Regions from separate parts of the Mus musculus genome. Here regions 1, 2, 4 and 5 are each linked to region 3. A link is a loop called in an ENCODE intact Hi-C map of the cell type or tissue named here. Cell type or tissue: heart. All regions are shown on one strand. Each heading gives the region's core, and the rest is flanking DNA. Links, peaks and the distances in the headings are about the cores only.

Region 1 (6,321 bases), core at 464-5,463, 810 kb after region 3:
TCATTAATAAACAAGTCTTTTGGGTGTGGAGAAATGGCTCAGTAGTTAAGAATACACAGTGTTAAGTCAAAAGGCCTGGGGTTGCTTCCCAACAACACTCACATAGTGACTAACAACCACTTGAAATTGTAGTTCCAATGGATCCAATATCCTTTTCTGGCCTCTGTGCATAGAAGCCATTTGCATACATTTGCCAAAACACACATAAGGTAAACAAATAAATCTGAAAAAATATTAAGCAGCGATCTTTTACAGAGGCAGTCAGTGACAGTAGGAAGAGCTACCTTCTCTGGTACAGAAGCAAGCAGACTTGGCTGAGTCAGTCAAGACGCAGAAGCTTTGAAGCAGCACAAGAGGAATTAGTTGATATGGAGGGAGCCTCTTTTGTACTCAGCTGCTGTTGGTGTCTCCAAAGGTGGGCACAGCGTAGTTGTTTCTGCCATAGCTCTGCAAGCTGTGAACACTGAGCAGACTGCAAGTCGCATTCAACAGCTGCTTCAAGAAGCAACTACCAGGCTGGAGAGATGGCTCAGTGGTTAAGAGCACCAACTGCTCTTCTGAAGGTTGTGAGTTCAAATCCCAGCAACCACATAATGACTCACAACCATCTGTAATGAGATCTGATGCCCTCTTCTGGGGTGTGTGAAGACAGCTACAGTGTACTTACATATAATAAATAAATAAATCTTTAAAAAAAGTAGCAACTACCCTATAGCAAGGTGGAATGGTCTGCTGACTGAAAGGAATTGTGGCGAACACCAGAACAGGAAGAAACTGCTTGACCTTGCATCACCCTCTGCGGACAGCGTAGCAGGGAGCCGCTACCCAAGCAGAGGAACTGTGTGTAGTTCCATTTCCAGTAGAAAAGGAGAGAAAGATGGGTCTGGGCAGTATGTGAATGCATATTTCTTACTTTATCCAGTAAAAGCTGGAGAAAGTTGACCAGGTTGTGCCTCTTCAAAGAGACCCACAGCTGTTAGAAAATTCTACGATTATTTTGAAATTAATGTATATCAGCACTTACTTAGCTTCTTTATCTGTGTAATGACTGTGGTCATAGCAATTATCTTTTGTTGTTGAAAAGCACTTAGAGGAGTAGGGGACACAGACTGAGAACATATGATCAATACATTTTAGTTATTATTTATTACTACACTGCCATCCTGGTTTGATTTTGATCACTGTCATAAAACACTAACCAAAGCCAACTTGTGGGGGGAAAACTTATTTGGCTTACAATTCCACATCACAGTCCATCATTGAGGGAAATTAGAATAGGAATTCAAGCAGGAACCTGGAGGCAGGAGCCCATGCAGAGACCGTGGACTGGTGCTGCACACTGGCTTTTTCTCCATAGCTTACTCTGCCTGCTTTCTTAGACCATTCAGGGCTATCTGCCCAGGATTGACACTGCCCACAGAGGGCTGGGCTCTCCCACGTCAATCATTAATCAAGAAAATGCCCACACAGACTTGTTCACAGGCCAATCTGTTGATGGCAACTTCTCAATTAAGGTTCCCTCTTCCAAAATAATTCCAGCTTCTGTCAAGTTGACCCAAAACCAAACCAAACCAAAACAAACGAAAAAGACAAGAAAAGAAATGAACAACAAACCCTTAACAACCACAAATTGGCTTGCTTACTTGGATAATCAAGAATTCAAGTACTAAAAATATATTTCAGGGCCTCAAACAATATATAGAGATCTAATACAACTTGGGTGCAACTTGAGAAATAGGTGTAGACGTTTACCCACTGTCAAAACAGCCCCTGGAAATAACTGCAGACTTAATTGATTTTTTTCATACACCGCAGCTGACTAGTCCACCCTTCTCCCATCAGTCCCCAGCATTCATAGCTACCGCCGCCTCTGGACCTCAACCACCATGGTTAGAGGTGCTCCGGCCCAGGAGCAACAGGGCTGAAAGGGCCAAGGTAGCAAGTCAGCTTCATCAAGACTGTTAAGGCCTGGAATTCTGAATTTAGCAGCATGAACTTCTACATGGGTTCGGAAGCACGGAAGTTCAAGGATACTTAGCCATCACTGCGGAAGGGGTGGGCGTAGGTGGGGTGGGGTGGGGGGTGGGGGTGGTAGGTTTTTTTCCTTGATAATATCAACAAAAGAAGGCTGTATGTAGCTTCTGGAATTAAATGGGTGCAGTTTCTTGTTCTTTGTTTTTCCTCCAAGCTGGGGACTGAGGTGAAAACCTGGAGGTGGTTAATTTAATGACTAGACGAGGAGGAAAATGAACCTAAAACCTTCCCACTGCTTCTGTAGACTTCAGTGTCAGACGTTTTTATCCATTAGTAGTTTTACAACACGTTATTAACCCATATCAGTTTTGCCATATTTCATAATAGGATGGATTTTTTTCAGCTATACAAATAGTGACCACTATGAAATGTATTTTATTATGAAATAGTTGAACATTTATAATTGACTGATAGCATATTAGGTTTATTTATAACGATGTCATTTGTGCGACCAAAATTAAACAGAGCGACTTTTGATGAATAGGGATTAAGTTTGCGCTCCCAGCACATCTAGTTACTTTGGAATCTGAAGATGGCATTGTAAGACTCTGATGAGCCTTAGCTTACTGGGGACCCCTGATTGAACCACTCAGAGTGGGGGAAGCATGCAAAAAGCAAGAGGAATTTATTGTTCCAATGCGTTTGGGGTCATCCTGCACCGGAAGGAGAGGCAGCCTCAAGCAGCCCAGTCAGGGAGTTTTTTATACAGTTTTCGGAGCAGCAGCCATTAGTCACAATGTGATTGGCAGAACAGTGTAATTTTTAAACTGATTGGTCACTAGGGGAATGAGGTGGCAAGAACTTCCCTTGTCTGTAGGTGGCCTTGTCTGTAGGTCTGTCCTACAGAATGTGTTTACCTCCTTTGGACCTCCCCAGCCTGCAGGTAGAGGTTGATCAGTGTCTCCCGCCCCACCTTGGCTGAGGAATGTTAATTAGCCCCTCCTTTCTGGAGGGGAGGGGTGCCTAAGTGTTCCATGACCTTTTTTCTTCCAGGAGGGGAGGGGTCTGGTGGCATTTTCCAAAGGTCCTGAACTGGCCTCTTCAACACACCATTAGGTGGGTGAATCCTTTGAATTCTCTGCTTCCCTTCGAATTGGGAAACAGTTTTCATTTACTTTCATAAAGTCGAAGGTAATAAAATGGCAGTTGTTTTTGTTGCCCGAGAAATGGAAGGAGCAAGTTCAAGGATAAAAATGAGTAACTGCTGTGGGCTGAGGTTGTTCGAATAAGCAATTCCGTTCTTTTGTGAAAAATTCTCGGTTCTCCATTAATTACATGAACTTCCTGTAGGGCTACAAAGTATCTGCGGCAGTTATTTAAAGAGCAGCACCACCTAGTGGCTAAATAATGCAACTACTTTATCCTAAACAGAAAAGAAAAACAGTTTCAATATCCAGACAGGTAGCTATCCAAACAGTGTCTGTTATTAGAACTATTCCTCACAAGTTTTCTTATTTACTGACTTCACTGTTTTAAAATATGGTTTTTTTTTAAAATAAAAAGGTCTGTAACCATAACAAATGTTAACTCTTCCATGTTCACTTTAAGAGCATTAAAAATTATTGGAAAGGTCACTGTGGTAATTTTAACATTGTGATCTTTAAAAATGAATTTTAAAGAACCTTTAAAATATTTGCTCCTTTAAGGCATTGAAATTCACTTACTAAAATTATTACATGTTTCTTATAGTCTCATTTGTACGGACATATTTTGAAGGCATTTAGTTCAAAAATCTTCAGCCATAAAATACCATCAGAATTCAAAAAGCCATTTGGAGAAGGACATATATTTATTATACTGTTAGTATGATTATTTAGAGTAGTGATTCTCAACTTAATTTTGGTATCACTTAATATAGTATCTCATCTTGTAACATGTTCCCCAGCCATAAAATTATTTTCATTGCTACTTCATAGCTGTAATTTTGCTAGTAGCATGAATGTAAATGTTTGTGTTTTCTGATGGTCTTAGGAGCCCCCTTGAAAAAATTGCGGGTCGCGACCCACAGTTTGAGAATCACTTATTTGGAGCCAGTCTTGCGCATCTACAGAAGCATTTGGTTCAGAATACAGTGTTGCTGCCCTCTTGTGGCTAGAAGAGCACACCGCGCCTGGATATGATCAGTCAAAGAGAAAGTTTTATAATTTAAGAAAGAAAAGAAAAAAAGGAATGCGAGCCGTTTTCACATTTGTTTATCCACCATAGCCAAAGTTCCAAATGCTTAGTTAATTTACTTACAGGGCCAACCAAAGGAAATGAACTTATTTGAACTTCCCATCTGAATTTATTTAACCATACACTCCCCCAACCACACACATACCCCTACTTACATAACTTTCACTAACCACTACAAACCCTGCAGAACATCTTTTGTAAAAGTACGAGTTAACACCTTTTACCTAATACTGCGGTAATTGGTTTTGTTCTCACTCTTAGTATCTTAAAGAATAAACTGCATCTAAGTTAAGCTGAAAATCCTCCCTTTGACTTCCATTTCATCCTGGGATGAGTTCAGTAGCTCTTTCCAAGGTGCAGGACATGCATTTTATGTGCTGAGATGCTCTGGCCCCTGTCGTTGTGGCACTGAATGGAAAACAAGCTTTCGATGCATGTTCCAAATGCAGAAGCCAAGCGCTTCCTACAATGTTGGCTGGGACACTGCTGCTAGGATGAATGGTGCTTTTCAGATTCCTCGCAGCAGAGAGAGCGGGTTTTCCAGGAGGAGTTCCGACTTCCTGTTTACATCTCTCATCTTGGATTAGGAGTTTTATGGAGGACTAAAGGAAAACAAGGCAGAAACAAAGGAGCGATTTAGCCTCTGCTTTAAGATACAGGCATCTTAGGGCAGCGTTTTTGTTTTTTTTTGTTTTTGTTCCCTGTCTGAAGGCTTCCTAAATACTTCTGTTTACAACAGCCCGCTTGGTACTTGACTTTATAAAGTAGGATCCAGTTGTGGAAGAGGAAGAAATAAAACGCGTCACTTGTTGGGTTTCAGAGAAAGCAAGCAATGGAGACAGCAAAAGTGGTGTTCATTAAAGGAATTTAGGGCATCATTTTGACCTTTAGTCTGGGGTTCTATGCCTTCTGTGATCTTGAGTTGTGTTTCATTTGCCATCTAGATTTGCACTTTTGAACAATGAATTCTTTTTTTTTTTAGAATTAATTTTTTATTAGGTATTTTCCTCATTTACATTTCCAATGCTATCCAAAAAGTCCCCAATACCCTCCGACCCCCCCCCCTCCCCTACCCACCCACTCCCACTTTTTGGCCCTGGCATTTCCCTGTACTGGGGCATATAAGTTTGCAAGTCCAATGGGCCTCTCTTTCCAGTGATGGCCAACTAGGCCATCTTTTGATACATATGCAGCTAGAGTCAAGAGCTCTGGGGTACTGGTTAGTTCATAATGTTGTTCCACCTATAGGGTTGCAGATCCCCCAAGCTCCTTGGGTACTTTCTCTAGCTCCTCCATTGGGGGCCCTGTGATCCATCCATTAGCTGACTGTGAGCATCCACTTCCGTGTTTGCTAGGCCCCTGCATTGTCTCACAAGAGACAGCGATATCTGGGTCCTTTCAGCAAAATCTTGCCAGTGTATGCAATGGTGTCAGCGTTTGGAAGCTGATTATGGGATGGATCCCTGGATATGGCAGTCTTTAGATGGTCCATCATTTCGTCACAGCTCCAAACTTTATCTCTGTAACTCTTTCCATGGGTGTTTTGTTCCCAATTCTAAGAAGGGGCACAGTGTCCACACTTTGGACTTTATTCTTCTTGAGTTTCATGCGTTTAACAAATTGTATCTTATATCTTGGGTATCCTAAGTTTTTGGGCTAATATCCACTTATCAGTGAGTACATATTGTGTGAGTTCCTTTGTGATTGTGTTACCTCATTCAGGATGATGCCCTCCAGGTCCATCCATTTGCCTAGGAATTTCATAAATTCATTCCTTTTAATAGCTGAGTAGTACTCCATTGTGTAGATGTACCACATTTTCTGTATCCATTCCTCTGTTGAGGGACATCAGGGTTCTTTCCAGCTTCTGGCTATTATAAATAAGGCTGCTATGAACATAGTGGAGCATGTGTCCTTCTTACCAGTTGGAACATCTTCTGGATATATGCCCAGTAGAGGTATTGCTGGATCCTCCAGTAGTACTATGTCCAATTTTCTGAGGAACCACCAGACTGATTTCCAGAGTGGTTGTACAAGCTTGCAATCCCACCAACAATGGAGGAGTGTTCCTCTTTCTCCACATCCTCACCAGCATCTGCTGTCACCTGAATT
Region 2 (6,321 bases), core at 377-5,376, 160 kb after region 3:
CGCTCATATATAAATTGAATCAATGTGGGCAATATATCAATAGAATTGGGAAATGTTTGAGCCGTAGCTACTTAATCATAATGTATTAAGCAAAGCACACTATACTACGGTAATACTCATATGAACAAAACCTGAACTAAGACAAGAAGTGATAACTTTTATCCTGAGCATTTGTTTTTAAAGGAAGCCATCGAATCAGATGAGCATCGGATTTTTACGTACGTAAAAGAACTGCAGAAGTAGATTTTTACTGTCGACAGTTCTTTTTACAAAAATTATGGAATTAAAACTTTGGTAACTATAAATTGAAATTCGGACATTAAATATGTAATGATATAATTGAAAAGAAAATGGAGCAATCACTGTATTATACAGTGTGGGTACAACATGTTCATAAGACAGACTTTATGGAAAGTGCTTTGCATTAGGAGTGCTTAAACATGGCAGAAAAGAAGTTCAGAGACCAGGCACTGCAGACATGTTCCCGGAATAAAGCCAGTCAAGAGTGGTTTGCTTCTCCTTCACACTGCCTTAAGTCAGCAGTCTCTGCTCAGAGAGAAAGCAGAAAGCAACATGCAATCAAACAGACTAACCAGCCTTGCATCTCCCTAGCACTTACCCTCTCCATGTGCGTCTGCTGCTGCGCTGCTGTGTTTACTTTCTCTCTGTGACACCTGCTGAATCGTGTCCCTTTGCTGCTTGGCTTGCTGCATAGAGTGAGTTTTCCAGAGTTTGCGCAGCTCCTCTACTTCTGTCTCTGAGTCCCGTTTTAGCTCCTGCCCTTGTTGATCCTTAAGAACAGCTGGTTTTTCTTTCAGTTCTACTGTTTCTCCAGAAGATACACTGTCTTCACCTGCCTCTTGCTGCAGTGAACTTTCCTGGTGGGAAGAATCCTGGTTATCCTGACCTTTTACTTCTGTGCTTTGTTCCTTTGGGCCTGAGACTTCTTGAAGGCTTTCTGTAGCTTTATCTCCTCCTTTAGTGGCTGTTTCCAGACCACTTAAGCCAGTTTCATGAGATAGAGCCCCAGGGTTAGAGCTAGTGCGGTCAGGAACGTTAGCAGCCTCTGACGTGGCTGTCAAGGACTGGACTTCCATCTGACTGACAGTCTGCACAGATTCTGACGAGGCATCAGATGACTTCTCCTGTCTCGGCTCCGAGGAGAGCAGCTCCTCGCGGATAGGAGAGAGTTCTGACTCTGTGAAAGCGTCTTCCGAGAGAGACTCCTCGGTGCTCCTGGGAGCAGTGCTGGCACTGTCGTTACCCTGGTCACGCGCTCTCGGGTCTGCGTCCTCAGCAGAGACTCCTGTCGCTTTCTTTGAATGGCAGGACCCCCTTCCTGACAACTGATCTAGTTCTCTGTTATTAAGGAAAATAAAAAAGTATTAGACATTAAAAACTGTATCAATTTACCTTCTACAAGCAAATAATAAAATAGTATCACAGAAGAGGCTTTTCAAAAACAGCAAAGTAGCGCTATCAACAGAATATACAAACACCATGCATTTCATATATACCACATCATTACATCGAGGTTTTTCATCAACTGTTTACCATCTGGGAAACATCAATGTAAGCGCTCCTCGTAAGAAAACTACCACAAAGTCTGATAACTTAAATTCCTGACGAAATTATAATACTGAAAGAAAATTTTCATTGGTAGGACAGGGACAATAGAAAATTTCAATTTATCATATACATATGCAGTACTTATTTATATACAAAGAGAGAGTAAAAAACATGAATAATGAGAACCAAGCTGAGGCAAAACATTTAAAGGAACTCTATAAGCTCAGAACAGTGCTAAGAGAATCTGTCCAGTTAACGAACTAAGATGTTAGATTATGAACGTTTTATGGTGAGGTCTCATATCCAACTTTCCTGGCATTGTTTTAGGTAAATACTAATGTTCCCAAGATATATGTTCTGGAAATAAGCATCATTTAAGAAGTCAGCAATTTGGAATGACGGTTCCTTGACGTCTCAGTGGCAAAGCACCAATGCCTTGCACGTATGGCTAGAGAACAAGTATGCCAGTCAGAACGGCAGTAAGTGAGCGACCTTCTGTGGATATTACGGCTAAGTCTCTTATGTAACTTTCTTATGGTTTTCAAGATTTTGTAACAATATATATATTTTTCCATAAGGCATATCTTTATTTTAAAGATTTAGTTTAAGTGCCTTCTGCCTTTGTACTGGATTCATCTTTTAAAAGAGGCAATCTAACTGGAGATACTAAGTTTGCAATGGTGCCATCTAATGGTGATTCACTTAAACTGCACCCACAGGGTCAAGGACCTGAGCGTGCTTTGGAGATGCCACACTCAAGAGACTAGCTGTTAGCAGGTTTAAAAACAGAAACAAAGATAAAAACTAACAGGCTATGATTTAAGTGAGTTTTTTAGCCTGAAATGTAATGTTTTGAAAGGTTAACATTAATGGTGCATTGTTCAACACAGTTTAGACAGTACCTTAGAAATCAATTCTCCAAGCATTAAAAAAGAGGGAAAACCATTAACATCTTTTACCTCACCTGTGCAAACAAACTATTACTTTGCAAAGCCACTCTATGTATTTATCTTGTTTGAAGTCAAATTCTGATGTCAATTAACATACAAGCCAAGACTTAGGGATATTTCCTTCCAGTGACATTGTTTAAAGTGTTTGAATCCAGGTCCCTGTCCTTCCAAGTAATATGCAGAATGATAAAATGGTCACTTGAAAAGCAAGGGACACCCCATCTTCCTTGCAGAGCAGTCCCAGACCATAGAGAACAGGATTTAACTCTGAAACACTGAGACGCAAGGTCAGGACAAGCTCTCCCTGACGCGCAGCAGTCCCTCTTCCCCCGTGGAGCTGGTTTTTCAGCCTGTGTCTCATCTCTACCTCTAAGCTCAATTAATTGTGGTTTGATGTTTTATTTTTTGTTCTCTTTCCTGAAATTGGCTTTTGTTGACAACTTAAAAATATATCCAGTAGTTTAGAATACTTATTTTCTAGGAATTATTTGTGTTTCTAGAGATCATTTTACCACGCCAAACCAGTAACTGTCATTACAGGCTAAATGGACCTTTCCCAAGAAGGGGTAACAGCTTACATACTATATATATATATATACTGAAAAAATACCTAGCTCCTTCTCCTTTGTAACTTTTTTCACCCCAAGGTCTAATTTTTAAACTGGCATAAGACTGTAAATTATCTGTTATCAGTGAAGGTGAAGCCATTTTTACATGGCTGTCAGCCTCATAGTGAGTGGGATGGAGTCTCTATTACACGCTAACCTCTTCCCTTCCTCTGTCTTTCCGGGCTGTGCCTAACCCGGCACTTTCATATCTAAGCTATTCTACTACAGCAGTTCCCACATTAGCACACTCTAAACCCTTCACTAGTGCAACCTGGAGGCTTCCTCTTCCCATGTGACACTTTCTTACCCAGAAGTCCTACAGTAAGTGTGAATGGAAAGCTGCTCTGATTACTTCCACACTGGGCCTTGGTCCGTGCCACACTCACAACTACACACGCTACTCTTTCGGTACGTTCATGGAACTTGACAGTTATTCTATTTGTTAATAATACAGAATAAGTTAAATTTTTTTGATTTTGTGTCTAAATAACAAAGGATTGATAAGCACTAAATTACAAAAGTACTATAGGCTACTTGTCAAATATCTGATTCTTTAACCAAGTAAATATAAGTGAAATTACTAACTAAATACCAGGCACACTAAAAATCAACTATCCAATAGTGCTTAGATTCTTGTTTTACTACTGACAAAATAAAAAGCAGCTATAATAAGACTAAGAAAATAAGAGTATTAGAGAAGGTTCAACTATATAAATATATATAAAAAAAATCCCAACCAACCAACAAAACAAAGAAAAAAAAAGAGTGAAGCCCAACTACCAGCCTGTACAGTGACATACGCACATGGGCAGTGATTCCTTTATTTTGCTATCCAAAATCTCTTTGTACATGGCAGCTGACATCACCTCTTCCATCGGACACATGATGCCGTATTCCTCACAACCGTTCTCTTGAACCAAGGGGTCTGTCTTGTGTGGATCAAACATTATGTTATTTGGTGTGACTAGCAGGACGCCACTGACTGTGCCCTAGGAGGAAACAGAAAGCACCATTCAATCTCCAAGGTTCCTAATTTCATAAAGATTCTAGGTACCTCGTTAAGTGCCTTTTCTGACTTCTGGCCATCTGCTTTCAGGCACTGTGGCACTTTCATGAAAACATGCTTTTCTACTAAACTATTTTTTTCCTCAGCAGAGACACAATTCAAAGAATATCATGTTCTGCCTAAAACAATCATGTGAGGGATGAAGTCTGACCTGACTATGAAGAGAACACACTGCAGGAGACCAAGCTTTACAGGAATCTGCCCCCACCTCCTGTGTTCTTCCCTCCATACAAGTACCAAATGCAGCTACATGGGCACTAATAACTCATTATCAGTGGTAAAGGAAGAATTCCATAGAAATACTGTTTGAAAAAAGTAACCAGTTTTACTTGAATTTGCGATTCATCAGTTATGGGACTTTCAGAATACAAAGTTTTAGGGCATATTTCTTCATCTGTAAAGTTGGTATATTAAATAAAATTCGTATTAGGCCATAACTATTTTTTCATTTGCCATTAAAGACCATGAATTGTAAATGAACTTATATAAATAGTGCTATAAACCTTAAGTGTCTACATTTTATCAATGAAGGTTTATAAACAGTTGACACAATTGGTAGGAATTATTATTTATTCTTTCATATGTAGCAAACTCTGCATGTACACTGTTGACTCATAATCCTAGCTCTGAAATAGGTACTATTTCTAAACTGTTCTGAAATATCCTATTCTTCAGATGTGAAAATAAAGACTGAGATAAGTGAGCAATTTGTCCAAAAGAAAACACCCGTCTGGATAGTCTGTCCCTCCACCATATTACTATTCACATCACAAAGGATCCTTACTCCAAACCAAGGGCGAAGCATCCCTTACTCTCACTTTTAAACTTTTGTTTCAAGATAGTCTATAAAAAGCCTGACAAATTTCTGAAAATCCAATGGTAATTTGAAGCCATCTTGCTTTTTCCTGAAGTGTCATTGAGAAAGCAAGTCAGACCGCACACTTGATTTGCTATCACACCATTCTTTCAAGTTCCCACGCAGGCACAGTCAACAAAGCGTGGTGTAAGTTATGGCAGACATCGCCTTTTACAGGACTAAGAAAGCTGGAAAGACTCTCCTGATGAAATCTCCGGAATAAGTGAGGTCACCAACGGCAGCAGATATCACAGGTATGAAAGACTTACAGTAAACCTACGTCATAGTAAAGGAAGTCTATATGGGTGCCTGTTGGTGGGTTAAGTGATCTAAGGATTTCACCTAGCACGTCTTTAAAAGGCACTGTTTACTGTGTGTGGGTAATTGCTCCTGTGCGTATGTTATGTGCCAGGACAAGTGCGAGGTGGCCGTAGGACAGCTTGCAGAGTTAGTTTTCTGCTTCCAAGGGTCTTTACCCACAGGGCCATCCCAAAGGCCCCTAGCTGCCACTCCTTTTAGTTCAGACAATGAATCTCCTTAAGAAGTGATAACTTTACATAAACTTTAGCTTATTTGGCCTTTGAGCAGTGTTTACAACAATTTGTACCACTGAAGCACATGCCAACGCAAACTAATGAGAGCCAATAAAGTGTTACACAGGACATTGACATTGCTGGGGATAACCCAATACTATAAGGCCACAGTGCATGCACTGTACCAAAATCTTAAAAGGGCTCTAACCTTTTGATTCTTCTGCTGCTTCAATTTCTGTAAACTAAACACTTTGAAAAATGAAAGCAAGCAACTGGCTAAAATTAAACAATATATTTCAAATACTCTGAAAGAGATTTTGTAAGTTTTAATTGTATACGAATTTTAACTGATTATTTTCTTTCCTGGATTTTGTGTTTATTTTTGGAGATATTGAGGAAAGATCCTAGAACATCATGCATTCAGGGCAAGTACTCTATCACTGAGCTACACGCCCAGCCTGTAGCAGATTTGGCTCACATTATCAGCATGCCATGGGTTACATTTTAGAGTACTTTCAGGAGATAATTCTAAGTAGGAACAAATGAACAAATGGTCCAGTGTAATACAAATGCTTCCAGCTCTGCACACACTTTAACACTACAAAAAGACCTCAGAGCTGCTTCTATTTTCTGGACTAAACCAGGCGACACCTTACCCACTGGATTAGTCAGTCTCTTTAACTACCTAGGGGCTAAGAGGGGAATCCTTCAAACTTCTTTCCTCAAGGTCAAAGTTATG
Region 3 (6,321 bases), core at 411-5,410:
CCCCTAAAGTTTAATTTTCGCTGCACAAAAAGCTGGGCAAATTAGGATATTAAAGTAACTTCTCTGATCGCAGCATAACATGCATTAGCAGACAAGTAATTTCAGTGTCCTGAAGCTTCGTACCCTAATCTGTAAATGTGGAAGTAAAATCTACCTTGACAACTAATCCAAATATTATATGATATAACATGGAAAAATAATATATGAAGGGCTCTCTGCTCACTAAATCCTCAAGGCGGCATAGAAGCCGGGGTTTTCAAGTCTGCAGTTTAGAAATGAGATCAAATGAGTTCTAAACTGAATCTTGTACACAGATGATGACCAGCATATAATTGAGAATCAGAGGGAAGGATGAAAATAGGGTGTCTGCGGAATTGTCTGATTTAAAGAAAGGTGGGGGGAGGGAGATGCAAGGAGAAAAACAGGGCCAAGAGTTAAAGTGTACCAAGCACTAACAGTTCAGAGAAGTGAGACATCATCCCATGATAGATGGGCACAGAGTTAGATCCTGGGTGAAGCCAAGGAACAATGCCAACTGTGGAAACTCAGAGGTGGCATCTCACAAGAGCAGACCACCAAACAGTGACACGAACAGTCAGCAGCGTATATTGAAGACCGAACACTTCTGACTTCTGTACATATGAATCACTATTAGGGGAATTTTTTTTTGAGGGTGTGTGTCGATTTTTTTAGTTAGTTAGCAGAGAGGGCTTTGTTCTGATTTTGAAAGAAATTTAAATTACTTGTCACACATTTACTATTAATCCCCTAAACAATGCAATGTTCATTTATGTTGACTTAAAATTTTTCATATTTTCACCTGTACCAATGCCAACCTCTTTGTGTGTGTGTGTGTGTGTGTGTGTGTGTGTGTGTGTGCTGACATGTGCTTATGGGGTATCTTTTCACGTAATAATTTTCCTGTGTTTTGCAGATAATCCAAAGAAGACAGTTTATAAAGATTGAGCATTTTCAATATTTTAGAAATCTGAGTATTCAATATAGTTTCCAACATCCATACCCACACAAAATGTCCCCATTCTTCAGGCTGCGGTCTTCTGTATTGACTATTCCTGTGTCTGTTCTCTTGTCACTAAATGGAAAACTCTATTTGGAGCAACTAGTTTCCAGAAAAAACATGCAAACATCATCCATGAGAACCCAGGGTCTGCTTGGTCCTTCACACCCACAGCCCATTAAAAAACTATCTGGCATCCACCAGGCATTCTCCCATTGTAACTGGGTGCATTCACTTCATGGTGGGTAATGCAGCAGATGAGACCATTCTCCTCTTCCTCTGCAGGAGAGCCAGCAGCTTAAATCAGTGCAAAGGTTCTCTGTGTAAATTCTAGAGCCTAACTGCCTGTCTTCAGTTGGTAGTATTAGCATGCAGACGTTTTGTAATCTGTGAAGTGCTTTGTAAAAAGCCCTCTGGAACTATGATAGAAATGGTATTTTATAAGCTTCATTTTTTTTTTCTTGTCTCTAAATGGAAAAGGTTTTTATTTTCCTCTTACAGGGTTGTGAGGATAAAGTGAATTATGAAATGCAAGTACCTGGAACAACTCCTACTGCATAGTTAGTGTTCTGAGGCATGCGTGCTGCTTTTCCTAATCGTCAGCTCACAAATGGATTGTATGCAGATTTGAAGGCTCAACATTCCTTTGTGTCTCATGTATGAACTGAAATCCAACAGAGAAACTGAAATAGAAAGACATGAAGTGAAAAGACAATCTGCAAGTGTTTGATGTTCATGCCACCCTGAAAAAAAAGGGGCTATGTAAAATAAAGTCCTCTGGATGTGCAGAGAGCCATCAGAGACGTCATGGTCTCATAATTTGATGAATTCCTGGGTGTATAGTTATGCCTGTTAAAACTCTCACATCAAAATGCGATCACGATGATAAAAGGATTCTTATTATGTGGCTAGCAGTGGACAACAATAAAAAGCAACAGCGCTGCGTTTTGGAATTTGAGACATCTGGGAGTCGAATGAAGTACATGCAAGGGAAAAGTGAAACGCTGTGGACACAGGAAAGCCGTGCAGCAGCAAGACCGGAAACGGGTTGAGAAGTCCATAGAAAAATGCCCACGACACTTCATAAGCACACAAGAGAGAGAAAATAGTCCATGAAAGGACAAAAGTGCCCTGGCCCAGATCACAAAGGACACTGAAGGGCAGAGTATAGGAGTTACCTGGTTCAGTACTCACATGGTGCTGTCAACTGAATGCCAGGTAACACAGAGGTTCAAAGTTTCAGGCTGTCAACACCAGGGGAGAGAAAGGCTCTGCCCTCTGCACATGGAAATGATTCCTTGTGGAAAGACGTAAGGGAGTAATAGGAGTTTGTGTTGAGACAGATGATAAGAATAAGGGGGAAGCTGGGTGTGATGGCACATGCCTTTAATCCCAGCACTCGGGAGGCAGAGGCAGGCGGATTTCTGAGTTCGAGGCCAGCCTGGTCTACAAAGTGAGTTCCAGGACAGCCAGGGCTACACAAAGCAACCCTGTCTCAAAAAAAACAAACAAACAAACAAACACAAACAAACAAACAAGAATAAGGGGGAAATATATTTGTAGAGGCCTCAAACACAGTGTTTCTCCTTCTGATCATGCTCTTTGATGACACATGGTAAAAAGGCCAATGTCTGCCATGTTCAAGCAGCTATGAGAAATAGCTTTGAGAAATCTCCCTCACTACACCTTTATTGCCACTATTCGTCTCTTTGTCTATACTTAATTACGGATTTTAGGAAAACTAAACAAACTCTTTTAATTAAATAGAACTTGACCCGTGGATGCTAGAAGAATGAAAACTCCAGTTCTTCATATCCTTCCACTCCAAGATGGAGTTTCCTGGCCAGTTTGTTTACAATTGTTTCAATAATGGTAATATTTCAAGTGAAAACTCCTTTCTCATCTAGATCATCTGGGCATTTGTCTCAATTCCGTCCACTTAAGTAACTCCAGTGTTTGCTCTGCTTGGCATCACGGAGAATGAGGTGCAGTTCTAACAGTGTCCGCACGGTGGCAGGCGGGGACTTGGTCTGCCTTTCACAGCCGCTCCCTTTATTTAATGAAGCAACACATCTCTGTTTCCGCGTGCCAAAGGTAATACTGGATTTTGAGGGTCAGCATTTCCTTAAGTGTACCTTAATATATTTTTAGTGAATTCTTATCATTTTTTCTGGGTGATTTTGTGGGGAGGAATTTTTGTTGTAGTTTTATTTGCTTGTGAGGAAAGTCAGTGATTTTTTAATAGTATACAAATACAATTAAACAGTATCCCAGAGGCTGTAATTAAAAACCATGGTAATAATACAACATGTAAACTGAGTCAAAATATTAGAAATATTGGAGATCTCTACCAAACTGTTTATCTCCTACCAAAATTACCACATACCAAAAGTAAATCTGACAACAGAGTCCAAAATCAAGGGTCTTTCACTTTGAAATTTAATTTGTTTATATAGTAAAATTGATATGTGTGTTTATATGTGTGCATACATATATACTTGTGTAGAAAGAGAGAGAGAGAAATGAAATAAATCTCCACTATATTACAAAGTTAAATAGAACTGCAGTTTAAAACAAATGACATCTGAAAGGTCAAGTGTTGCCAAAGGAAAAGAAATTCCTCTCCAAGAATCTTAAAATTTTAATGTAGTAATTTTTCTTTCTAGTGTTTTAATAATAGGTTCAAACAGTATTGGAATCACTGAAAATTCTGTGTAATGTAGTAGTCCTTTTCCTATTAATATATTCATATTTTTGGTTTCTACATCATACAACACCGCAAACTAATTACTAAAATTAATATCAAAGAGAAGATTTAAGAATCATATGCAAGGTTAAAGAAAGCCAAATATGCTAAAATGCAAGACAGTGTCATAGAATCAGTGTTGGTATAAAAAGAAACTGACAGTTATTGGTATGGTCTGTTTATTGGTTTTGACAAATGAGCCCTTCTGTAGGGCATGTTAGTGATACAGGAGAACTAACTGGTGTTACAAAGGAAGTTTTCATTCACAGCAAAGGGAAAAGATGTGAAAAGGGGGGAGAAAACAGAAGAAAGATATTCTGCTTCCTATAAAATCTCATTTCCCAGCTAAACAGGACCCCGATAAAGGCTGAGGCAAGCCCACTGATGGTCCCACTGTCATCACAGGCTATCTCCTGACACCTCAAAAATAAACCCCATAGAGAAAGCATGCATAGAGAGCTTCATGACAGGGAAGGCTATCACATGCTCAGGAAGTGTTATTCACTCCTTCCTCGTTCATACATATTCATATATTCAAAAATATTCATGTTAATTCAAAAACAACATGGTGCCTTCCTGTTGTTTTCCAAGAACTAAACACATAGATTATGTTCTTAGTCGTGTCCATCTTTGAAAAATAGTTCAGCCCCAGGAGGCATAAGATAGAGTAGCAGCAGAATCTGTCTTTTAAAATAGAATGGATTGACCTTCTAGATTTCTTAATAAATATTATTAGTATTTTATTAGAAATCGTGTGCCATCAAAAACTCAGTCAATAAAGTGGAAAATGCTCAGAGAAAAGTAACCAAAGAAGATGTGCGTCTTAGTTATGCTTTTTATTGCTGTGAACAGACACCATGACCACAGCAATTCTTATAAAGGAAAGCATTGAGGATGGCTTATAGGTCATAGGTTTAGTCAATTGTCACTGTCATCATGGCTGGCTGGAAGCATGGTGGCACTTGTGCAGACATGGTGCCAAAGAGGTCATTGAGAGTTCTACATCTGGATCCACAGGCAGCAGGAAGAGACAGTGAGCCACTAGCTTCTGAGACCTCAAAGCCCACCCCCAGTGACACACTTCCTCCACCAAGGCCACACCTCTTAATAGTACCACTCCTGATGGGCCTATGGAGGCCATTTTTATTCAAAGCACAACAGTGTGTCAGAAGATAAAGAGTGCTAAAAATTTTGAGACATGTGGGTTTATAAAGGTGAAGCTAGAAAAGAACATGAATAAAGTGCTCAGTGAGATGAATTAGTCTCACTTCTCAGATTCTGTAGCTTCAACCACTCTCTGTCATGTTTATGAAGAGGGACAACATCACACAGCAGTAGTGGGTCTCTCCACTGGATAACTTAGGAGCTGTGAGAAATGAAAACCACTGGGAACACATGAGTATTGATTCAAAGCATGTTTGAGAAAGAGTTTCAACTAAACTGTCCTATGCTATCCTGTATAGTTTGCCCACTCTGAGCAACTGATCATCGCCTGCATTGGTAGTTGCTGCAACCATTAGCTGACCTAACTGCTATCCAAGGAAGTTCCCTCCCTTAGTGGGCTTGGATTCAAGTCAGATGTAAGATAGTTTCCCCTAGGGAGCCTGGCCTGTAACACACACAGCCTGGTACCCATTAGGGCTATTCTGCGATGCAGCCAAAGAAGCCAGCTTATAATCATTGTTAAAAATAAACCTTGTGGGGAAGTACAGAGAGGAAAGCCACAGAGTGCCTTGCCAAGGGTTCAAATCGCTGGAACTTACTGGGGCATTTCCTGAAACCCCATAAACATCCTGATCTTTACGTCAGTGCTGAACCCGGCATCCTTTAACGATGAAATGCATCTGATTTGGTTACTGTTCCTTTCAACTAGCATAATGCCAACTATTAAAAAAAATGTATTCTCACTTTTGAACGTCAGGAGTAAGAGGAGCAGACAGAATGTAGGAAACCAGAGGCTGTTGTTTTGAGTGGCGTATCTGCCACTGGTGGTTTTATAACATAGAATAGCTTACAATCTGTGCCCAACAATTGTGTTACCTGTTGATTCTGCGCGCGCGCGCACACACACACACACACACACACACACACACACACACACGTGTTCGAGTATTCTTCTCCCTCTGTATCCCCCTTCAGTTCTCCCTTTCTGTCTTGCCCTCTTTTTTTTTTTTTTTTTTTTTTGGCTGTATGTCAAATGCTCATATTCTTCCCAAATTCACATTCTGGGACCAAACAGCCAATATGACGGAGCTAGTATGGAATCCTCATGAATCATATCAATGCCCTTACAAAGGAGGCTCCAGAGACTCCTTCACCATTCCTTTATCTAAGGACTCATGGGAAGATAGTTGAGAATATGCAAACCAGGAGTGAGGCCTTCCCAGGCACTGAGCATGCCTGTGTCTTCATGGGCACCCTTCAGAGTTGAAAGAAGCTGAAGGTATTGTTCATAGTGTAACTAAAGGTATTGTTAATAGTAGGTTCTTTATCGCAGCGTACAAGGTCACCTCTACTAAATGTTCAGTCTTTCTGTGTGTTATAGTTTAGGGATGTA
Region 4 (6,321 bases), core at 924-5,923, 730 kb before region 3:
CGGAAGCCCAGCCCCTAGGCCATAACCAAAACATGCAGCACTTGACGCGGTGCTGCATGGCACAGAGGTGAGACCAAGGTCAGCAATTAGCACTAGGTATAAAGTGGCTATTCACTCCTGTCATCTTCCAGATATCTCTTCTCCTGGCTTTGGAAACACTATATATATTCTAAGCCTTATATAGTAGTAATCCTGAAAGTCTAGCATGCAGAGTGCTTGAGGCAGGAGGACAACAAGTAAGAGACCTAGAGTTGTGGTTCTCTTCTCTTCATCTGTTCAGTGTCATTTCAATATATCACAGACTGTAATTTATAAACATGGCCATATTTTCTTACTGTTAGGAAACTGGAAGTCTATGGCCAAGGCTCAAGGCCTCTTATCAGTGTTGGGGGAGAGAGTGTGGAGGGAAAAGGGGAGGGAGGAAGAGAGGGCAGGAGGGAGGAGATTGATGTCTCTTTCCCTATGGATAGTCCTACTCTATTATGGAGCTTTGATTACTGCCTTAGGTACCATCTCCAAATATAACTGCATTTGGAGGTTATGGCATCTGCATGTTAACTTTTGGAAGAAAAAATATTACCAGCCCATAAGAGCTTTCTACAGTTTCATTTATATCCAAACAACAACAAAAGGCTCCCTTATCTCCATTTTCTTTGAGTGATGTCCTTGGGTAAGTCTGGAAGCAGAGCCATGCCAGAGTACCCCCAAATCCACTCCCTCACTAATACTTTCTTCCAAGTCCTTTATTTTTCCAAAGTGATTGCCTCTCCAGTGACTATCCCAATTCTCTCAGGTGTAAAACCCACAGCCTCCTGCTGGTAGCTCTCAGACTGCACCATCTCAGAGAATAGTGATAACACAGTAAAGAATCTTAGATACTGCATAGATGTTACAGATAAAAATTGTAGGTAATACATCTGGAAGCTTGTTTCCTTCTTTGTAACCATCTTTACAGGGTACCCCAAATCCCGCCTAAGTGAATTAATTGGAAAACTGGTACTGAGGATCTAAATGATCTTGAGTCTTTGCCCCTCCACTGGTTTCTCCTCCTAACCATACTAATACTCACATGTTTTTTTTACTTTCTTGAAAGAATAATTTTGACCCTTGTCCCTAGCTGGTTTTCAAACTGGCTCCCACTACAACTATTCTGTCACAGGTTCAATGGCCAGTGGTTCCCTATCTAGCAAACCTAACTACCTTCTCCTCCCTGGCACTCTGCAACACATGTCTGACCACATTCTTTGACACTCTTGTCCCAGATCACTCCCTCATCTCTTGCCAGTTTCCCTATTTTTTAATGCACCTGCTAATTATGGGTGTTCCTCAACACTCTTTCTATAGCCTACACATTCTAATCTCTGTCTTCTATGATTCCTCTGAAAGAGCTCCTTTATGAGAGCAATTAGAATCATCCTGTCCAACACTGGGCAAAACAAAGTAGTTTTAAGGTTCCAAGTTAAACAAACTGGTGAGATTAATTTTAACATTCTTTTCTTAACTCAATATGTTCTTAATATTATCATTCTAAGATTATAAACTATTTTATATCTATTTTGCATATTGTGACTTTAAAATTCCACGGGTCTCTCTACTTACAGAACACCTTCACTTTGAGCTCTTTTCCATTCTTATTAATCAATAATCTCACGAGGCTCCTAAATCTTGTCTCAGAGAATAGAGTCTTGGCATTTATGTCCCCGACATTAGCCCTTGTGTCCAGAGCTGGATAGCAGCCCTTACCTGCATCTCTCAACACCTTGCTTGTCCAAGGCATCAAAGGGGCATCAATTATCAATGGTGCCTTTCACTTTAATGAACTCTGTGAAGATTATAAAAAAGGCTTATTTTAGAACCATTGATACATTTTATGGTTGTGTTTATGTATGATGTAAAATTTATCTTGTTAAATGGGTTTGGAAACTCAGTGATAAAAGTTAAATAATAAACCAGGATGGTGTCACATGCCTACAATTACAACATTTGGGAAACTGAGACAGGAGGATAGCTGGCTCAAGCAACCTAGGAGACATGACCACACACTGTCTTAACTATAAAAAAAACATTAGTAATAATAATAACAATAAAGTATAATATTTGTAAATTTTCACACATAAATTGTACTTTACATAAGCTGATGAAAAACAAAATTTAATTTTGGACATCTCATTATAAGAAACTACATTAGAAGGACCAAATCAGATTCTGGTCTACAATAAAACATTTTAATTATGTTCTTCCTAAAGACAAAGCTAACCAAGACTTTGCTAGTCTTAAAGTGAAACTTATCTTAATTACAACTCTCTTCCAACAATTGTTAGAGCGTAGTGCCTGAATTCAGGATCACTGTGCCATATTCTTGAAGAGAAAACTTTATTAGATATGCTTTGTATATTGGAAAGATAACACATTAACAGTGTTTTGGGTTAATAGCTTATGGCTGAAGGTAGAGAAAAGTTCTAACTATATTAATGAACATTCTTGTTCTCACATCCTTTTTCAAGCTCAGCAAATAAAGAACCCTCTGCTTCAAAAGAAGGAGGTGGCTAAGCATTCACCAGGGTGGACTGGTGAGTGAAAAACAATGACAATGTTGTTAACATTAAAGAAACTTGCTATGGATATGAAGATGCCTCTGAGTCGGCTTCATATAACCATACCTTTCTGAAGCAATGGCAACATCGTAATTTGCATTCTTTCTGTTTCCTTCCAACTGATAATCCAGTTGTCTCCAAAGAAGCAATTGGCCTTGACATGTACAGACAGAGGACATGGTTACCCTGGCAACCAGCACCATGGACCACATGTGACCCTCTACAAAGAGCATCTACACCCTTTCAAAAGATAAACTAAAGCACTCAAAACACTTACACTCTGACCCAAACCCAAATAAAAGCCCTGTTTCTCAATGATGATGAAAATTACAGCTACAACTGATTTTAACTTCATCATCTGACAAAATATTGAACTGTGGGTTTGAAATTGGGCATGGTCATTTTATGTTTATTGCAACAATATGAGTAAAGTTTTTGGTTAGGTAACTAACTATATGGTACTAAACCTCTCCCAGTATTCAGAGTGTGAAGATCCAGCAGAGGGAGCCCACACATAATTGATGATTAAAAGTTGGTCTAAAATGATTTAATTGCATTTAAAGATTTTTAGTAATAAAATTTTTGTTAACTTTGGATCCTATAGATTATCCAATGAAGTATAAATTTTTAATGGTGGCTTGTTCATTTTTATTCATTTAATGTCTTTCACACATTTAAAAACATGCTTATGTATGAAGTGAACACTTTTTTTAGGTCTTTTTTGTATAACTACTTCAGGAATACTCAATGGAGCTAACTCAACTTCATTTTAGATTTCCTAAAGCTTTCAGTCCCATTTTCTCCTTTTTGAGCACCCCCATTTGACTGAACACCTAAGAAAAGTATCATGAAACAGTTTTATAACTGAGTGGAAAAAAAACAAAAACATGTACAACCCCTAGCTGCTAGCTGCTTCCATAAAAAGAACACAAGAGGTTTACTGGGCATTGTTTACATGTCAAGTAAGACGTCTTTGAAAATGACATGCCTTCTATAGGAAGCTGTGAGATCCTAGGACCTGCCTCACTCCAAGAAGACATTGAGAGTCTGCGTGTAGTTCAACAACCAAGGAATATTCGTCTTCTCATTCGTTTCTCCAGAAATATTGATTGACATGCCTTTTCATTCCATTAACTACTCCAAGCTTGAAGAATATAAGTGTGCTAAAGCGACTATCATGTATTCGGTTGCTACGTACTAGAGGCTGTGCTACACTTTCTTTCATAAACCTCATACCATCTAGTTAGGAGAAGAAAGACTGCCTTTCTCAGAATGTAAATAAGTAAATAATACATGACAGACCTGGAATTTGTATATAAATGTGAGACCCTAAAGTACAAGCTGATAATAATTGTGAAGTACATATTTCCAAAAAGTATTCCTGTAAGTCATGGTTGCTTTTGGTGAACCCACAAGTTCTTATCCTCAGCAGAAACACTTGTAGAGAGGATCGGCACACAGGTAATATTTGAAGGTGTTCAATGAAGCAGTTCCCATGCTAGATGATGTGGCGTTGATCTTTTCAATAGAGCAACAAGTATGTGCTGTCCTTTGACAATAAAGACTGACCCGAAAGATTTCATAATAATCTATCCCCTAGCACTGTCATGAGCCTAGGATTTAAAGTCATATAGTTCTGATTGTAAAACCTTCATTGTTAATTTGCATCTATTTTGTATAATCATCCCACCTGGTCAGTTCCCTTGAAATAAAATTTTGTTTGTGTTTATTCGTACTTTGTTCCCCAGCTGAAAAATAGTCTTCTAAACCTCAACTCAAACACTCATTCACAGTACACTTTTTCCATGTATATACTCACACTAATTTTTAAATAAAAATTGGTTTTACATTCTTCAGATAATTAAAAGGTAATTATTAGCTGAGGGGTAAAAAAGAATCATACTGCCTACAAAGTGGAATGCATTGGGATCCATTTCTATTTAAGAACCTTATTTTGTGAATGAGAAAGCTGAGGTTAGGAGTGATTGTTTTCTTAATGTTCACTTATGAGAACCGAGAATATGAAAACATATATATGTACGTATACATAATTATGTATATATAATTAAATATATTTAGAAATATATATTATATTCTCTCTATTTAATATAAATATATAATACATAACACACTAAATTTAAATAATACATGTAATTATATATGTGTTTGTATCTATAATTCAGCACATTCTGTGTCCCATACATGCACATACAGAGTTGTATGTTTTCTAAGTGAATCATAAGCCTTTGTATATGCTGTCCCAGAGATCAAGTTCCTAAGTGAGCGAATGACCAGAAGCAGAGTCCCAAGGAGATCCTGTCTCTTGACTTCTACAGACACTGAACATTGTAGCACGTGCTTGAGCAAAGGTTTCTCGTTGCAGAGACACATTGGTTCCAAAGGTGCTGTTTTCAGAGCTGCCTCTAATCCTCCTGTTCTCTTCAGCTGTCCATCATATGATCTCAGTCGTCACAAGGCTCATAAAGAACTCTGGTAGCCTTAACTTCATTACTGTTCCAGTATGTATGCCCTGTGTTTTCAGAACTGACCTGTGGCAGAGATAAATAAGCCAATACAAATTAACTATTATATCCTAAATGTCACTTAAAGACATTTAAATGGACATTTCATCTTGACAGGATGCATGCAAGCTATCCAAGAAAATAGCATCTGTCCCCAAACTATCTAAGAGCACACAAAAACACAAAACTTAAAAACTTTTTTCCAAAACGTAACAAAACCATTTCTCACCACTGTGTAGTTTTTCTTGTTTATTGCTTTACATTTGTCCGTCTTTGACAATTGTAGACTTTCAATAGCTGAATGAATAAAACCCAGCACACACTACAGAGTGGTTCTTATGTGCCAAGCAGGGGAATGAGAATGTCGAAATACATTAGCACATTGAAACCACATTATAGTTCTGTGAGGTAGACTTGTGGAAAGAGAGAGCACTGTAACATGGCCAAGGTCACTCAGTGAGTGACAGAGGTAGGCTCTGGTGTAAGATTTGTGTTTCTCAAGGTCGGCACTTTAATCACCAGGCAGATTTTCATTGGAGTGCTTCCATCTGAAGCCTAAACAGTTGGTCAACTCCCTGGTTCTATTCATACAATCTCTATTTTTCTTAAATGGCAATAATTATAGCATGATCATATTGTTGCTACAACCTTTCCTGGCTTATGTAAGCATTTTGTTTGGTTTGCTAAAAATGCTCCTTTAAAAAACATCAGGACCACGTTTAAATATAATTCAGATCACTGGTTGACCCAGCTCCAAAATTCCTGTGAAAATATTGTTTCCAACGGGGAAAAAGATACATTAAAGATATGAATTGGTACACAATATCCCAGCCCTTGCCATGAAGCCCAGAATGAAAGTTTTTGTGCATAAATGGAGTTTGGCTCAAGACATGTTATAGCAACTCAGACTTGGGGACATCTAGAATGATTCCTCTCCACTGATAAGTATGTTAAACAAAACTTATAAACCCCAGTATAGGATTTGTTAAACAAAACTTATAAACCCCAGTATAGGATTTGTACTTTAACTCTAAGTTTATGGAAAGGTAAATAGGTCAAAGACCTGGTAAATATGGTCAAAATGTTGGAATACTATGTAGATTTTGTTTTGTTATGTTTTCCTGTTAATTACAAAGGGGACTTCTTTCTCTTGCCAATGAGTGGCCATTAGGTTGGGAATAGTCTATAACCCAGGAAACCATCCT
Region 5 (6,230 bases), core at 1-5,000, 110 kb after region 3:
TGCAGCGCCTGTGGCTCCTGCCAGGATCAAACGCCCCTTGCTCTCCCAGTAAGTGAATACATCCTTCTACTCCTTATGCCTCAATCACAAGGAGTTCCAACTAATACTAAAAGTATAGAGGGCAGACGATAAATTGCCAGTTAGAGTGGGTTCTTTTGGGTAGCACATCCCTGACCTGAAAGAACAGTGCTAACTAACTTCGGCTGTGGCTCTTCTGGTCCATGCCATCACTGATTTACCTACAAGTGGGAATTGCTGTCAGCACTCTTCTCAGGCTTCCTGAATTAGACTTGTACATGGACCACCTTCTTGGTGTAGTAGAAATGCATATAAGCTTAGAAAATGAGACACTGAGACACTAAGACACACGAAAGTCACATGAACACCGAGGCAGCTGGAAAGGTTTCCGGAACTAGAGCTTGTTTTATAATCCCCATGCTACTCGAATTCCCTTAGCATAAAGCAAGATGTCAGTTTTATTGATCTTGGTAACCTCTAAAGTGCAGGGCTTAAGGGGCTTTAAAACAAAGAGAAAAAAATAAAAAACAAAAAAACATGGCCTTTTACTTTTCTGTGTGTGTGCACATGAGTGTGTGTATGCATTTGTGCATGCACGTGTACATTCTGTCATTCACCTCTCATATACAAGACAAGTATCTCACTAAACCTGAGGTTTGCCATTTTGCCTCACCTGGCTGACCAGGATGTCTGTCTGCTTTTCAGTGCTGGGCTTCTATAAACGTTGGCCATATTTTTATTTTTATTTTTATGTGGGGTCTGGGGATTCAACCTCAGGTCCTCATGTTGGCATTGCAAGAACTCTTAACTATCTCTCCAACCTAGCTTGATACTTACTCCCACTCCCTTCCCCCCATTCCAATGAAAAGAATGCTTTCCTTGGACTTGGGAATAGTTACCAATTTGTAAAAAGAATCAGAGGCCTGGGTCTCAAGCTTGTTAGAAAGGAGAATAAAGGTCATAATTGTTCAGCAATGATGGTGCTGCAATTTAGATAGTAGTCTTGACATGTGACACCCCCCCCTTACACACACACACACACACACACACACACACACACATTGATTAGTTAAATTAGTGACAGTCCCTGGGCAGTGCCAATAACCAGCATTTCTGAGCATAGTGGAATGAGGAGCTGGGGTTCTTTAGCCACAAAGACAACTGGGCACTGACTGTGGGGGTCACAACCATCTCCCTTCATACCGGTACATCCCAAACATGTACTGGGAAATTCCTTCTTAAGACCTCTTGACCCACTGAAGCTGCCATTCAGGTGAAGGACATTTTCTAGAGACTGCTCAAGCTTAAGAAATTGAGATAAACTTGTACTGTATGGGGATCTCCCCAGTTAACCTTGCTGCATGTTTATCTCCCTCTGGCTAGGAAAAAAAAAAAAGAAAAGAAAAGAAAAAGAAAACCAACCAAACAAACAAAAACCCTCATTCCCTTCCCATTCTAGCCTAACAGCGAGAGGACTTAAGAGGATTTTCTGAACATGGGAATTAATGAAATTTCGCCATCTGGTGGATGTTATTTCCTTGAAAATAACTTTCGAGGGTGCATCTAAACCGTATATAGGTTTGGTGTCTGTGTTTGATGGGCTATTTGTGTGTGTGGGCTGCTTGTGTGTGTCTTCCTTACAGCAAACACTTGCGCCCTGGCACTGTGATGACATAAGAAGTCCACAAACTCAGGCTATTCTGATAGGACAGAGCTCATGACCCCAGGGACAGAGACTGAAATGCTTTAGAAGCAGTTAAGTAAGCAGTTGCTGTGTGATTCACTGAGCCCTTTGTCTCCTGAGCCCATTTGTCATGGAGAATTTAGAAGTTTGTACCTTGACAGATAAGCCTGGCCCACTCTCGGGCTTAGAACAGTGACTTATGAGTGCTCATAGGGCCCTGCCATGCCACCCATGGGGACAGTGCTGGAATGGCTCGTTACACCTTCAAGTCCAAAGCTTCCAGATGTGAGGCTACTTAACGCTCTGGAGATAAAGTTGGGTGCTTTGTGAAGATGGACTCCTCCCTCTGTTTTAGAGGAAGCAGTATTTTTTTTTTAAGTTACATCCTGACGGCTTAACTTGGCTTCAAAGTCCAGTCTTAGCCTACTGCTTACAGTTCTGTGTCTTTAGGGTGCTCCTGTGTCTTCCTGGCTTCAGTTTCTTCATCTACACAGCTGAAATATCCATTTTTAAAGATTGCGGAGAATAATAAGTATTTAGAAAAATGCCAGCCAAATAGTGTTCAATAAATGTTTTTGGTCTTCTACCTGTGCAACCCATTACTTTAAAAAATGTGTGTTCATCATTGACCCTAGTGTAAACAGGCTTTCATAAAAACAAACAGACAAAACCTAAATAAATATGGAATTCTATGTAGAACTACTCCAATCTGTATAGCAGTACCAAATGCATGTTTGGGAAATAGCTCTTATCAGAAACCCTCTAAGAACTGATTCTAGTTCAAGAATGTTTGACATGCAACGTTTTAGTAGATGGCCTCACACTCTATGTAAGGAAGGTTTTGTGTTTTGTTTTTTAAAGCTTGAGTTTAATATCACTAGTGGCTAATCCATCATTGTTATTGATAAAGAAAGTTGTGACATATACCACGACAGAGACTACACATGGGAAGTACACGGGGTCCGGCACTTGCTTCATGTATTCACTTTGCTTCTCCACTTCTCTCCGCTAGGGCAAACAGGTACTCTGAGACACTCAACTGTAAGGCCCATCGGAAATACAGCCAAGTGGACAACTTGAAAGGGAGGTGGCAGCAGTGGGCCGATGAACACGTCCAGTCCCAGAAGCTCAATCCCTTCAGTGACGAATTTGACTATGATCTAGCCATGTCCACTCGGCTCCACAAGGGAGACGAGGGCTATGGCCGCCCCAAAGAGGGAAGCAAGACAGCTGAAAGGGCCAAGCGAGCGGAAGAGCACATCTATCGGGAAATTATGGAACTGTGCTTTGTTATCCGCACAATGGCTCGCCACAGACGAGATGGCAAGATCCAGGTTACTTTCGGAGAACTCTTTGATCGCTATGTTCGAATTTCTGATAAAGTCGTGGGCATCCTCATGCGTGCCAGGAAACACGGACTGGTGCACTTTGAAGGAGAGATGCTATGGCAAGGCCGAGACGACCATGTTGTGATTACTCTCCTTGAGTAAGCCCGCAACAAATCCACTCACCGCTGATAAATAGTAATGTGTTACAAGCTCCAAGGCAAGCTGCTCTGCAATGTTATCAATATTAAATGATTTTATATAAATGGCTTTTGGTACTGTTTCTATGAGGTTACTATGTGAAGATTTTGACGAAGACACTCGACTTTTTGGAAGAATGTATTAAGACTATCAAACATAGTATATTGATATTTGGAATTCCACTTACCTTTTTAAGCAAAAATTTCTGGCCTTCATTGATAAAATTATTATAAATTGAAAAGTACACATTACAGGTAAGAAAACTGACCTTAGATAAAGTAGGACAACATCGCAATGTAATATTTTAGGGGAAAAAATTCCATTAAGCTGAATAAAATTGGAAGTTTGGCCTAAAAAAATCCTCACCAGCTCAGAATGGCCTCCAACTCTATTTAACGAAGGATGACTTCAAACCGTTATGTCAGCTCATCCTCTGTAGTGCTGGGACAGCAGGCTTACATGCAATCATTTCCACTTTGTTAAAGTGGTAGGGCTCATGCCTGCCCAGGAAGTACTCTATTTCTGAGAATATTCTCCACTCTTTTGAAAAAAAAAAAAATCACAGCACCTTTGGTGGGTAAACAAAGTTAGAATTCAAGATGTTGAAGCTCCTCTGTGTGGTTTGATTACAGCCAGGTTCCTTTAATCAGCTTTCCTCATTCAGATGTGAACAAGTCCTGCAAAAACAAATGCTATCAGTGGCCTCATGACCCACAAAGACGGTACACACTAGGACAGTGGGACACTGGTGGGAGGGTCAGACTTGTCTTTGTGGAGTTCATGAGCAGGTTTGATTTTTGCTGAAAGTCTTACTGGGTAATACTGTTTACATTATGCTAATAAATGAACAAGAAATACAGAAACTCTGTGAAACGAATATTCAATGGAGCAAAAGCTCATAGAATCATTTAATTTAAAACCTGGGACATATTTCTTTCCTGTTCTAATAAAGAAAATGTCATAAAACAAAAAAAAGTAACTAAAACAAACAAACAGCGTATCAGTTCTTCTGAGATAAAGAAAAAGCTAATTTAATACAAGGAAGCTAATACTGACCTGCCTGTGACTAATTTTTTCCTTAATGTGTATTATAATTCTAAAGCCAAATGAATATGAGACTACAATTTCTTTTCTTTTTTTTTCTTTTTCTTTTCTTTTTTTTTTTCGAGACAGGGTTTCTCTGTATAGTCCTGGCTGTCCTAGAACTCACTCTGTAGACCAGGCTGGCCTCGAACTCAGAAATCTGCCTGCCTCTGCCTCCCAAGAGACTACAATTTCTTACTGTATTTGAAAAAGCTAAAATTAAAATGGTTATAATACTTTGTATAATACACAATACTTTGTATTATAACAATAAAAGTATTATAACAATAAATACAAAAGTCAAATTATTATATCTCAAAATAATGGGAACCCATAATTGTTACATGTCAGAAACAATACAAATTAAATAATAGAAATTATCAATAATGATTGCTTCAAACTGAAAATTCTAACATATTTAAGGAGACATACACGATTTTGTTGCCATACTAGTCTGAGTCACTAGTCCTTACTCATATTCTTTATGGGATTTCTTATGTATACACATGCACATGTGTTGTCACAGAGAGAAGCATGTCAGAATTGAAGGAAACCAGCAGAGTGGAAGCTGTGACAGTTTTTGTATTATTTTTAGATTAGATTCCCAAAATACTCTGTGTGTGTTTGAAATAAAACAAATTCAGACTTGAACTTGGGATAGTCCCAGTAGCCGCGTTTCAACTAATGCTCCACCAGTTCCTGCCTCCTCATCTCTGCACACAAAGATTGTGCAGGCTCTGGCATAAGATTATTCAAAGTTCAGCTTGTGTGAATTTAAGAATACACTGAAAACCTTTTCCATATTGTGTGGCAAAGTGAGAGCACGTCCACTCTCAGCTTGTTCTTGGGCTTTAACTTTCAAATGTCAGTTCCTTTCCGGATTGATACCAATACTTCTCCCGGTACAGGAGTAATGCCATGTAAGCTAGAATTCTGAGTGAGGACTGTAAGGTCAGTATACCCCTTCTCAGAGGGAACACTATGTATCAGGCATGTCTTAGCAGGCAGCTCGCAGTGGTCGCCATAGCTCTCTAGTAACACAATGAGTGGTTAATGCTTTGTAGAATTTTTTTCTTATATTCTTCTACTTTATGGTGCTTACTATTGAATTTGTAAGACCATTAGTTAGTCCTATAATTTTTCCTCGCTTCAAATCCAAAACTATTCTCTCCCTGAAGGACAGAGAAATTTGTACTTAAAAACATAGAGAACATTTTGACCAAAAAGAAAATATGAGAAAACTCAGGAAACAAAGCAATGAAGAGACCTGTTTTAGTCACAAGGTATATAAAATGATTGTATTTTATCATGAATAGCTCTAAATTCCTAGTGGCATGCACTTGCTCTCCCAAGCCCCAAGCTTTCCCTTATTCTTCACTCCTCCCTCGACTGGCTCTTTACTCCTTCTCAGTGGGTACGAGTTGCTGCCTCCCTGATTCAGCCCCTCTTCACTCTGCTCACAACTGCAGAGGAGAGCATCTGAGCTTTGGGTCCCTTGTCTTCCCATACTGTGTAGTAAAATAATATCACACCCAGAAATACTTCATGTTTTTTCTCTCTTTTCCTTTGAAATACCAGTTGCTGTCTTATTTATCAACAGAAATAACGTCAAATTACCAGAGCCATTTTTCATGGTACAGTTATAACTCTATGTGAGCTAGAATTCAGTTATACCCATTCCACTCAGTCATTTTGAGTCATTGTAAGACAAAGCATGCAGCCCATGCTGAAGTGGTCCCTTAGCACGGTGTCCCCATTTTATTCTTCGTACCCTGGGCACTTCTTAGTGCAAAGCTGGTTTAAGTGCAATGTGTTTTACTTAAGTTATAGGCTGACCTAACCTATTTTGAGTTTTCAGAGCAGTTTTCATTTCTGTTCTACTGCCTTGTGCTCAGATAGCGGGGAGATTCCAGTATCTG

What was found. Peaks named below come from ENCODE experiments on the same cell type or tissue, not always from the same donor. Only the 100,000 strongest peaks of a DNase experiment are listed, where the experiment ranks them.
Region 1: it touches region 3 in a loop (3-fold over the local background); 17 of 42 quality-filtered maps call a loop at or near these places.
Region 2: a loop joins it to region 3, with 9 times the contacts of the local background. A loop is called at or near these places in 22 of 42 quality-filtered maps.
Region 4: it touches region 3 in a loop (3-fold over the local background); 10 of 42 quality-filtered maps call a loop at or near these places.
Region 5: a loop joins it to region 3, with 2.8 times the contacts of the local background. A loop is called at or near these places in 13 of 42 quality-filtered maps.

The regions. Positions count from the first base shown.
Region 1 is chr15:41,160,834-41,167,154 of GRCm38, reverse strand. No RefSeq gene overlaps it. Among named protein-coding and RNA genes, the nearest start is that of Gm46502, 10 kb to the left of the region's middle. In heart, for the core only: CTCF peaks have their summits at 3,367 (motif pointing left) and 4,128 (motif pointing left); no DNase peak of the experiment used is centred there; H3K4me3 peaks cover 936 bases; H3K27ac peaks cover 604 bases.
Region 2 is chr15:41,814,877-41,821,197 of GRCm38, reverse strand. It overlaps Oxr1 (oxidation resistance 1), which reads right to left. Exons shown (of 17, transcript NM_001130166.1): 8 at 3,932-4,116; 9 at 620-1,359. Among named protein-coding and RNA genes, the nearest start is that of Abra, 52 kb to the left of the region's middle. In heart, for the core only: a CTCF peak has its summit at 2,266 (motif pointing left); no DNase peak of the experiment used is centred there; H3K4me3 peaks cover 993 bases; H3K27ac peaks cover 939 bases.
Region 3 is chr15:41,970,184-41,976,504 of GRCm38, reverse strand. No RefSeq gene overlaps it. Among named protein-coding and RNA genes, the nearest start is that of Abra, 100 kb to the right of the region's middle. In heart, for the core only: a CTCF peak has its summit at 3,020; a DNase peak (open chromatin) is centred at 3,024.
Region 4 is chr15:42,701,525-42,707,845 of GRCm38, reverse strand. It overlaps Gm41314 (a long non-coding RNA gene), which reads right to left and starts at 3,091. Exons shown (of 4, transcript XR_875324.1): 1 at 2,661-3,091; 2 at 1,744-1,822. In heart, for the core only: a CTCF peak has its summit at 3,079 (motif pointing right); no DNase peak of the experiment used is centred there.
Region 5 is chr15:41,862,837-41,869,066 of GRCm38, reverse strand. It overlaps Abra (actin-binding Rho activating protein), which reads left to right. Exons shown (of 2, transcript NM_175456.4): 1 at 1-48; 2 at 2,715-3,774. The coding sequence ends at 3,192. Among named protein-coding and RNA genes, the nearest start is that of Abra, 3.8 kb to the left of the region's middle. In heart, for the core only: CTCF peaks have their summits at 1,562 (motif pointing left) and 2,729; a DNase peak (open chromatin) is centred at 2,796; H3K4me3 peaks cover 2,447 bases; H3K27ac peaks cover 2,387 bases.